Regions from separate parts of the Homo sapiens genome. Here region 1 is linked to region 2. The links are chromatin contacts, found by Hi-C or POLR2A ChIA-PET in ENCODE. All regions are on one chromosome and are shown on one strand. Each heading gives the region's core, a stretch centred on a gene start or an enhancer-like site at or near the end of the contact. The rest is flanking DNA. Distances are from core to core; before and after follow the strand shown.

Evidence for each region. Hi-C counts contacts between places; a loop is a spot of excess contacts on that map. ChIA-PET counts read pairs that join two places held with the same protein, here RNA polymerase II (POLR2A). Pooled maps may share reads with other maps.
Region 1: a loop to region 2 is called in a pooled map, with 2.6 times the contacts of the local background. The contact joins the enhancer-like site here to the promoter of SCTR-AS1 in region 2. A Hi-C loop is called at or near these places in 2 of 37 single-sample maps with no recorded cell type and 4 of 50 pooled maps. POLR2A ChIA-PET finds 5 or more read pairs at or near these places in 1 of 52 experiments (Caco-2).

Annotation. Positions count from the first base shown.
Region 1 is chr2:119,253,582-119,258,740 of GRCh38, forward strand. It overlaps STEAP3 (STEAP3 metalloreductase), which reads left to right. Exons shown (of 6, transcript NM_182915.3): 5 at 1,103-1,267. Among named protein-coding and RNA genes, the nearest start is that of STEAP3-AS1, 7.1 kb to the left of the region's middle. RefSeq lists enhancers at 830-1,773, 2,099-2,965. Within about 2 kb of position 2,335, at least 3 of the 41 ENCODE cell types and tissues checked have a DNase peak (open chromatin) inside an H3K27ac peak, as active enhancers do.
Region 2 is chr2:119,473,058-119,478,210 of GRCh38, forward strand. SCTR-AS1 (SCTR antisense RNA 1) reads left to right here and starts at 3,397. Exons shown (of 2, transcript NR_147847.1): 1 at 3,397-3,901. SCTR (secretin receptor) reads right to left here. Exons shown (of 13, transcript NM_002980.3): 4 at 396-499. RefSeq lists enhancers at 612-1,163, 1,714-2,264.

The sequences.
Region 1 (5,159 bases), core at 1,085-3,584, 220 kb before region 2:
TCTGCTGACATTATAGAATAAAAGTACCAGCATTTCACAGTGTTTCACAGAGAACACCTTGACTTCCAGGAACTCTGCTACCCGGTCTAGTTGCACCTTGATAAAAGTTCTTCCTCATGAGGGCACTATGCGAGTGAGTGTTGGCTGGGCTAGGAGGGGGCTCAGTGGCAAGGTGGGGAGAGAAGGGTCAGAAATCTCCAGGTTCATAGGGGCTCCCCAATTTATATGTCCTGGAACTTGGTGGGGGGGCCCAGATCTCTGTGAGGGCAGGGTAAGGGCAGGTATCTTTATTTTCTGTAGCCCAGGGCCTGGCACACAGTAGGTGCTTCGTAAGTGGTCACTGAACTGCTTGGTGAATGGCCGTCAGTCTCTCTTGCCTGGCAAAGTTGAGCCAAGGCTGTGTGCCTCAGGCAGAAGTAGAGAACTGGGTAGGAAGAGGGGAGGCTGAGAGCTTTGGGTCGGGGAGTGTTGGGGGCTCAGTGTCTGTATGTGTCTTTGTATGTCCTGAGTGTGAGCCAGTGATGGGGGCAGTGTGGGGCTCCAGGAAGACAGAGGGCTCAGGGTGAGACAGGCTGGGAAGGGAAGCAGCCAGTAAGGTGTGAGCTCATTGGCTGAGGGGATTCAGAGCTAGGAGAGCTCCTCTCTCCTGTCCTGGGATTCTGGGGCCGGAAAACCGTGAGACGGAGCCATGCTTAAGGGCTGTATTTCTGGTTGACTCCTTACTCTGCTGATGTGACTGTTCTGATTGGCTGCCCCGGGGCAGATATGTGAAAGCCCCAGGAGCCCCGGTCATTGGCACCAGGCTGAGTGGGTCCTGATCCCAGCTCTGCATCTGTTAGCTACATGTGACCTTGGGAAAGTGATTTGATCTTTGTGCCTCATTTCCTCCATCTCTAAAATGGGCTAATAGTGATCTCTACTTTGTGGGGTGGTTTTGAGGATTCGATGAGTTAATGCCTGAGAAACGCTTATCACAGAGCCAGGTAGCGTCAGGTGCAGTGTGAGCGCCCGCCGTCTTGTCTTTCTTGTGTCCTTCATCATTGCCCTCCCGGGGCACCAGCCTTTGCCACAGTGTTCATGGTTTTCCTTCCATCCATGTCAGGTCTTGGCCAACAAGAGCCACCTCTGGGTGGAGGAGGAGGTCTGGCGGATGGAGATCTACCTCTCCCTGGGAGTGCTGGCCCTCGGCACGTTGTCCCTGCTGGCCGTGACCTCACTGCCGTCCATTGCAAACTCGCTCAACTGGAGGGAGTTCAGCTTCGTTCAGGTAAAGTAGTCTCTAGTCTGCCAGCCAGCTTCAGCGTGGCCCTGGCCCACCTCTCATGAGTAAGTGCTCTGCCTTTGAGAACTGCCTGGGCTCTGATCATCTGCACAGCAGGACCACTCGGTGAGATGCCAGGCCTTCCTGACCCAGAGGGCCCATCCAAGCCTCTTGATAGGGGCTGCCTGCTACAAGCTTAACCTCCCAACACATGAGGAAGCCAGACACAGGCATGTGAAAAAATTACAGACCAGGACACTGAGCCCTGGGTCCACCATTCTCAAGCTTCTAGAATTCTTGAGCTTTCCAAACAAAATTGAATGACATGAAGTCATTGGACATTTTGCTGGTCTAGGTAGGAGTCATCATCTACCTAGACATCCATCTAGGTAGGAGTCTAGGGAGTGAGCGAGCCTAGCCCACCACCCTCCACCCCTCATCTCAACCTGGCTCTGTTGTTCCCCTTAACCCCTTGATTCATGCAGCGTGGATGAGACACAAGCATTAGGACCCCAGTTTATAGGGGATGCGACACAGCTTTTTCCCAAGGATGCCATTCCTATGAAAAAATCCAGAAAAAGGAGGTCTGTCATCAGATGAATTTGAGAAAAGATTTACTTCCCCCTAAGAGATCACAATGCACTTTGGCACATCAAAGATTCGAATAACATCTACAACAAACAAACCTTTGTTAATCAGACTTATTGGAGTGTTAGCACCCTCCCCCTCCTTTTTTCCAAATAACAGCTATCAGCACTCCACAAGCTGGGCGCTGTGGCATGTGGCTGGGATCCCAGCTACTAACAGAGGCTGAGGTGGGAGAATCACTTGAGCTTGAGCGATTCTTCCAGGAGTTAGAAGTTCAAGTGTCCAGCCTGGACATCATAGCAAGACCTTGCCTCTTAAAAAAAAAAAAATACTCCACAGAACATACTCTGGGAAATGCTGCTAGTGGCAAAAGTTTCTTTTTGCATTTGTTCATTCAACAAACATTTATTGAGCACTTACTGCAGGCCAGGCATCCTGCTAGGCCTGTGATGCAATAGAGAACAAGACAGGCAGAGCCATCTTTCCATGATAAAGGAAACGGAGGCAGGGACATTGTTTACATTTCTTTGGCATCTCCCACTGTTCTCCACACAGAATCTGCGGTCAGTGTTGGCGGATTAACTCCTCCCCTCCCATGAGTGGGAGCTGACTAATGCTGTATCCTGCCATTGTAACAGGGCAGAGAACAGCCATCCTATCCACCCCCACTATCAACAGAAATCTGTGCAGGGAGGACGTGGTACAGGACTCAGGGACAGTGACAGCGTAATGCTCTTACGTAATCCAAATTAATTGCTCCTGACCAGGGATGCTTCACATCCATTGGAACAACACAGAGTTGTAGCCGTGTGTTTTTTAAAGTGTGTCTGCCTCTGAATCTCCCTGGCTCTGCTCATCTCAGAAGGTCCCTGGAGGAGGGCTCATGGCTGACACATGTTAGCATACGAGAAGGGGAAGAATTTTATTTATCTGCCACTAATCCCCATGTGTCTCATACCCAAATCTAGGATTTTCCTCTTCCCACCTGGAGTATCCGGCGTGCATGGTTTATCCACAATTAAAGCAGACTGCAGGCTGCTCCCCTCACCAGAAAGCCGCTCCCTTAAGCAGCCATAGATTACATGCCCTGGCTCTGCCTGCCAGAGAAAGCCGGTGGATTTGATTTTGTTAGCAAGAGCTGACTGAGACCCTAGCAGCTGCATTCTACTTTACATATTAAAGAGTGGAAATACAAATAGGACAGTCCTTTTGCCACTGCAAGAGCAGGGGGGGTTAGGTGGGTAGAAAGGCAGGATTTTACTTGTGGAAATCAGTGCCTGCCTTCCATCCACAAAAACCAGATGTCAATATGGAGGAGGCACATGTCAGCGGCGCCTGGGAAGCCTGAGTTCCAGCTTTCCCTCCCCACAACCCTGCTCTGTAACTGTGGGCAGAGCATGTCTGCTCCAAGAGCCTCAGTTTACACCCCTGAAAAATGGAGTTAATGCCTTACAGGGATTTTATGAGCCACAGTAAGAGATTATGTGTGAAAGAAAAATAAAAAGCATTTTGCTATTATTCTTAGGGTATCTGGCCACATTTCCATTATCTCTGACTAAGGTACCAACCACCGATTTCTGAGTTCAGTAGGAGACAGTGAGACAGAGGCCAAGGAACCCCAACCCTGGGCCTAAAAGTGGTCCAGTCAGTGTTTGCAAACTGGCGGACACTCACTAGTGGGTCATGCAATTGATTCCATGGATCACAAGCAGCATTTTAAAAATGAAATAAAATAGAATGACAAAGAAAACAGTGGAGTGTTTTGCATGGTGTCGGGATACTTTTTCAGTTATATGGAATTGCTAGTTTTATTTGCAAATGTAGCATACCTCGTTGTCTACCGGACAGCAGAGTAAAACATGGTTCTTACTGTGAGTCCCTGTCAAATAGGCTGAAGCCAGAGCCCTCTTGGAGAAACAGAGATAACCCAGGCCTGCCTCCCATCCGTGGACTCAGATGCTGAGGGATGGCTCTGGCAATCTATTTTTGCAGCTCCCTAAGTGACTGATAGGTGCGCATGCCGCAGTGTGTGGCAACTTCCAGTGCAGGAAACACAGGCAGTGGAACCCGAAGACCTGAATCTCAGTCCCAAGACCCCCACTTACCTGCCCCGCATCATCAGACAAGTTTCCTAGGCCCTCGGAGCTTCTGCTGCTCACTTGTGCCTGTGTCCACCCCATATGGTCATCAAGAGGATTTGAGCTGGACACGTTAAATGCAGGATGCGTGCAGCCAACAGTGGCATGCTGGCTTTTGAGGTAAGCTGCAACCTTCTCCTTTAAAGTTAGCGTGGCTAGTGAGAAGTTACCTGAGCCCCATCACCCTCCCCTACACACATGTCCACAGCAGACACCAGGCTATGGGGACAGCCATGGTTCTTGAGGGGCCTTGGCTGACCCCTAGATCTGTAATGCTTTTGTTACCGGAAAAGGGTCCCGATCCAGACCCCAAGAGAGGGTTATTGGACCTCACGCGAGAAAGAATTCAGGACCTGTCCATAGAGTAAAGTGAAAGCAAGTTTATTAAGAAAGCAAAGGAATAAAAGAATGGCTACTCCATAGTCAGAGCAGCGGCATGGCTGCTCAGCTGCTTATACTTATTGTTACTTCTTGATTATATGCTGAACGAGGGGTGGATTATTCATGAGTTTTCCAGGAAAGGGATGGCAATTCCCAGAACTAAGGGTTCCTTACCTTTTTAGACCATATAGGGTAACTTCCTGACATTGCCATGGCATTTGTAAACTGACATGGCGCTAGTGGGAGTGTTTTTTAACATGCGAATGCATTATAATTAGTGTATAATGAGCAACGAGGTCACTCTCGTTGCCATGTTGGTTTTGGTGCTTTTGGCTGGCTTCTTTACTGCAAGCTGTTTTATCAGCAAGGTATTTATGACCTGTATCCTGAGCCGACCTCCTATGTCATCCCGTGACTAGCAACGTTTAACCTCCTGGGAATGCAGCCCAGTAGGTCTCAGCCTCATTTTACCCAGCCCCCCATTCAGGTGAAGTCTCTCTGGTTTGAACACCTCAGACACTTCGTTTAGCTAAAAACCATTGAAACAGTGTATTGATTCCACAAAGAGGTGACTTGTGCTTGCATTTATCCTTTTGTTCCCAAATCTGTTTTCAAAGTTTTACATGTTGTTTTGTGTTCCTTTGGGTATTTTTTTTTTTTTTTTTTTTTTTTTTTTGAGACGGAGTCTCACTCCGTCACCCAGGCTGGAGTGCAGTGGCACAATCTCGGCTCACTGCAACCTCTGCCTCCCGGGTTCATGCCATTCTCCTGCCTCAGCCTCCCAAGTAGCT
Region 2 (5,153 bases), core at 2,147-4,646:
TGAGGCACGTAGTGATTAAATCTTCCCCAGCCCCACTAAGGTCAAGGTCGGAATTCAGACGCACCAGCCTTGCTCTGAGCATTTAGCCACTATGTTAGCGTCTCTTTCAGTTGAATGAATACAGCACCCCCAGTCTCGCGGTGGTATGCGACAGTTCCTACCTGTGCCTGGGTTCCTCCTAACCATCATCTCCGGGTCGATAGACCAGGGCAGTGAGGCAGACCCACTGACACCTCTGTGAGTAGGAGGCATGGGGACAGGGGGTAGCCCTTACATCCTGACCACTGTCCCAGGCCTGTGCCACCCTGTCCTCTCCCAGGGCCTCCTCTCCCAGGGCCTCCTCACCCTATAGGTTCCTGTCCCCGGGTTCGTGGGGTGGAGGTTGACAGGCTTACCCGCTTCTCGTTGGAAGAGTCGTTCACATTAACGCCACAGGCCAGATTAGGCCTGGGGAAGGTTTCTGACCAGCCATCCTGTGTGCAGTTTCGGAACAAGGAACCTGTGGGTGCCAAGAGTCCTGTAGGTGAGCCATGGGCCCAGGCACTGTGATTTTCATAGTAACATCTATTGTAACATGTAGCTGCTACAACCACTCTATAGTGTGGAAACTGAGGCACACAGCAGTTCCAGAACTTGCCCAAGACCACACCCTAGTAAATAGGGGGAAAGTGATTTGAACCCTGGGGCTCGGGCTCCAGAGCCCAAGCTCTTAAGCACACACCACGTGCCAGTCCCCCTTCTCACCCCAGCCGGGTGCTGCTCCTGATCCCAGGCCCTGCCACCGTTTAACAGGTGGGTACCCCGGAGAATCTGTGGTGGCTGCCCAGTACCTGGCCACTCCCATCATGACTTTTTCTCAGGCTCCCATTTTTACTCATCCTGCTCCATGGAAGTTCTGTTTTAAATGGAACTTCATGCCCTGCTCACTCAGCCATTTGAAAACCACCAGAGTGCCATTGAGATGAACCCCTCCAGGCAGCGCCCCTCACGGAAGGGTGGAGGGTCCTTCGGCCACGACCTGTAGGCCACCCCTCTGCATTTCTCTGCATAATAGATCGTGAGACCACCACAGTCCTCCGGCTCAGCTGCTCACTGCCCCCCACCCCTGGCACGAGGACGCATGCTGGGCCCTCTCACCACATGGGCAGTGGCTTCCCCGCCTCCCCAGTGCCTGGCCCAGAGCCTCTGCTTATCAAACGCGGGCTGGCTGGCTGGACAGAAAGGCAAATTGAATGGGGATAAAGAGCCTGCCCTGAACTCTTCTCATAGGGAAGAGGAGAGCACTTCCCCACTGGAGCTTTTACAGCAGGAGCCCAGCCTGCGGAAGGGAGCCACTAGCCAGGAGGGAAGTCTTGGAAGGCCACCGTGAGGAGTTTCCCTCCTCGGGCTGAATGGCCTCGCTGAATTCTGTACTCTGAGCTGCCAAGGAGGGCTGGGATCTGGCTCCCCAGCTCAGGCCGGTGTAAGTGTTGCAGGGGGCAGGATGCTGATGGCCGAGTCCTGTGGGTAGGAGCCCTGCCACCCCTTTGCTCTCACTGGAGCCTTAACAGCCCCAGCTGAGCGTGGCATGCTTCTTTACACAGTCTCCAGGGGCTGGGCCCCTGGCTAACAGGGTTTAGGGTCTAATCCTCACAGTGCCCCACTGAAGGAGGTGCTGCTGCCCATTTTACAGGACAGAACACCAAGGCCCAGAATTGAGCTATCATGCCCAGCCACAGCGTATGCTATCACTGTTCTACCCACCCACCGGGCCCTCTTCCTGAAGTCTCAGGGGCAGCGTCTAGGACCAGGAGACCGTGTCCTCTGAGATCTGGGCATGCCTGCCCTGTGGAGGCTCAGGAGGCCTGGAGCGCAGGTTTAGAAGCAGCCAGATCTGAGTCTGAAACCCAGTGCAGCCTCTTGGTCACTGTGTGACCTTCGGTGCATCATTTCTCTGTGCCACAAAATAATCACCCACACTGCAAGAGTGAGCAGGGAACATGAGAGCACACGGAAAATGCCTAGGCTGGTGCCAGGCACAGAGCGGGCACCGAGGCATCACTCCCCTCTCTTTTTGGCCTTTCTAAAATAGGCAGAAGTGGGAGGGGCTTGGAATCTTGGAATTTAGGCGAGGGGTGGGGAGGTTTCTGGAACTGAATCAAGAGAGTTAGGTTGTCAGATGGGAAACAACGGTGGTCAAATTTAGGCTGGGTGGATGGGAAAGCAAGTTAAGGGAACACAAATTCCCCCAAGGCCAGAATCGAAGGTTATAAGACAGCGCGTGCCTAGAGGCTGGGCTCCCTGTGGGCTCGCCCAGGGCAGCAGGCCTGCCCGTTTGGGGCCCTCTCCTCACTGACACAGCAGGACTCCCAAGACAGATGCTGCATGTGACCCAGGCCAGGTGCCCAGAGCTGCTAACAAGGCAGGGCCCCCTGCCTTCCACTCTGTAGAGCTGCAAAGCAGCTGCCTCCCCACTTCCCCAGGGCTGAATTCCTAATAGGTAAGGGAAACTTAACCAGGCACAGGCCAGTGTGCACCTCAGGGGACCCCTGAAAGGATGTTTGTGCATATATATATATATATAGATGTAGATATTTATATTATATATATAATATAAATAGATATTTATATTTATATTTGTATTATATTATAAATATAAAATAAATATATATATTATGTGCATATATATAAATATATAGATATATAGATATATATTTATGCAGTTCGGGGAAAGACTAGTCCAAAGCTTTCATCTGATTTTCAGAAGGCTCCGGGACCCTAATCAGGTTGGGAAGCATGACCGCTTTAAGGCCAGATCCTCACTAAGTAGGAAGAGAAAGAGGGCCAAGGGGATGCCGCTGGGGAATTGTGTTTTTTAATAAGGAACTCTGGAAGACCAGCGTCCTTTTCAGAATCAAAGGAATACACCCTAGAGGGAGCATTCTAGGCCTGGCATGAACAGAAACATCTGGGGGCAGAATCGGCCTGCGGTTTCTCCAGTCACATGGACCCCACCCCTCCTGTCAGGACCCATGTAGTAGGTGCCCTCAAGGAGAATTAATTTATTTTCCAGAGCACCTTGTCCTCACTGGGCGCTCCCCCTGGGGTTAGGGTTGGGGGCACCACCTAGGGAAGCCTGCCTTCCTGCCGGGAGATGAAGGGGCAGGAGTCTAATCAGACCCAGAAGTAGATCTATGGGGATGAAGGAGGGGTGGGTGGGAGTTCTTGATGATAAATTGAGGCCAGACAGCTGTTGACCTGTGCTCTTGGGCCACCCACCCCCAGGCTGGGTATGAACAACGTGGCCCCCACCACCCTGGAGGGAGCCCAGAGCCCAATAGGCAGGCCTTTGGTGTGGCCCTGCAGGCCCACAGCGACACCATGTGGCGGCGAGAAGAAACTGCAGCAGAGTCGGCACAGGACCCCAGCTTCCATCCTCACGTTGTGTGGACATGGTCCAGCTTCCTGCCGCGGACCATGAGCAATCCAAGGGTAGGGGAGCCTCAAGAGGGAGACACTGAGCCTTTACGTAATGAGGCAGGGAGGGGTTCAAGCAATTAATTGAGAAAGGATGTGACAGGACTGGCACCTGGTCACTTTGTGGCCGTGAGCACCAGCTCCGCCTATCCCCTCTGCAGGGCAGAAGGGACAGTGCTGCGGGAGGCGGAGGTGCTGTGGCTCTGGGAAGGCTGAAAAGGGACGGCTGCAAAGGAGAAGAGCTTCGAGTCCTTTCCATCAGGAGAAAAACCCGGTCAGCTGTGGAGGAGCACTGCACAGGAGTCAGAAAGTGGAGTCTGGGCGTGACCTTGCACCTGACCAGCCTGGGGCTCTAGGTCCGCCACATCTGGACTAATCTCCTGTGTCCTGAGCTCCCAGGACCCCAGAGGCAAGCATGGAGGGGCCACGCTGGCAGGTAAAGTTGGTAAGCTTGCGGGGGTGTGTGTGGCAGGGGTAGGGGAGGGAAGGTGGGAAGGAGAAAAAGGAAAAGAAGGGAGAGGAGTAGGGGAGAAGGGACAAAATTTATTTCCAAGCACAGCCTTACAGGGCAGGTCTTATTTATTTTCCCCATTTTACAGTCAAGAAAATTGAGGCTCCCCAGCAGTGAGCAACTTGGATCCCGGGGCTGACTGGCACCCAGCTAAAAGACATTTCCCCAGGTCCCTTGCAGTTAGATGTTGCCATGTGACTGAGTTCTAGCCGAGGGAATGTGGGCAGAGTGGGATCCTTCCCAGGCCCGCCCCTTATGAACCTCTGCTGTGTGGTCCTCCGAGTTCTTTCCTCTCCGCCAGTCAGCCTGGAAACTATGTGATGCCACGGTTGTGAGGTGTGGGGTGCTGGGGTCACCGTGTAGAGGAGAGCTGCCTGCTAATCAGGAATACCTGTTTCCTGTTCTGGACGTTTTTTGTTTGTTTGTTTGTTTGTTTGTTTGTTTGTGACAGAGTCTCACTCTGTCGCCCAGGCTGGGGTGCAGTGGCACGAGCTCAGCTAACTGCAACCTCAGCCTCCCAGGTTCAAGTGATTCTCGTGCCTCGGCCTCCTGAGTAGCTGGGATTACAGGTGTGCACCACCACGCCTAGCTAATTTTTGTACTTTTAGAAGAGATGGGGTTTCACCATGTTGGCCAGGCTGGTCTCGAACTCCCGACCTCAGGAGATCCGCCCACCTCGGCCTCCCAAAGTACTGGGATTACAGGTGTGAGCCACCGCACCCAGCCTGTTTTGGACTTTCTGTGGACAAATTTGCATGAAGGCTTTGAGATGTGGGGCATTGTCTGTTACAGCAGCTAGCATTACCAAGCCAGGAATTGGAGGAGCGGGTTTCAAGCCTGTCTACCTCATTTCCCCCAGTTCCCATAGTGTAGGGTGTTGAGTGAGGCTTCGAGGGAGCAGCATGTTCCCCAAATATGTGTGTGTGTGCACACATGTGCGTATGTACAGCAGAATTATGGTGAGAAGAATCTCCACTCCCTTCCCACAGTCTCTGAACCGTGGTCATCTTTGCCTTGCCTGACTTTGAAAGGCTGGTGGGTTTTAGTGTTAAATCACCTATTCTTGTTCAGGCTTCATCTGGCAGCTTTGCTGTCCTGCATGGACCAGGAAAGAGGGGCAGCTGCACAGCTTTTCTCAGTCCCTGTTATTATTACTCTTTACTGGATCAAGGGAAAAGTCCTGTGA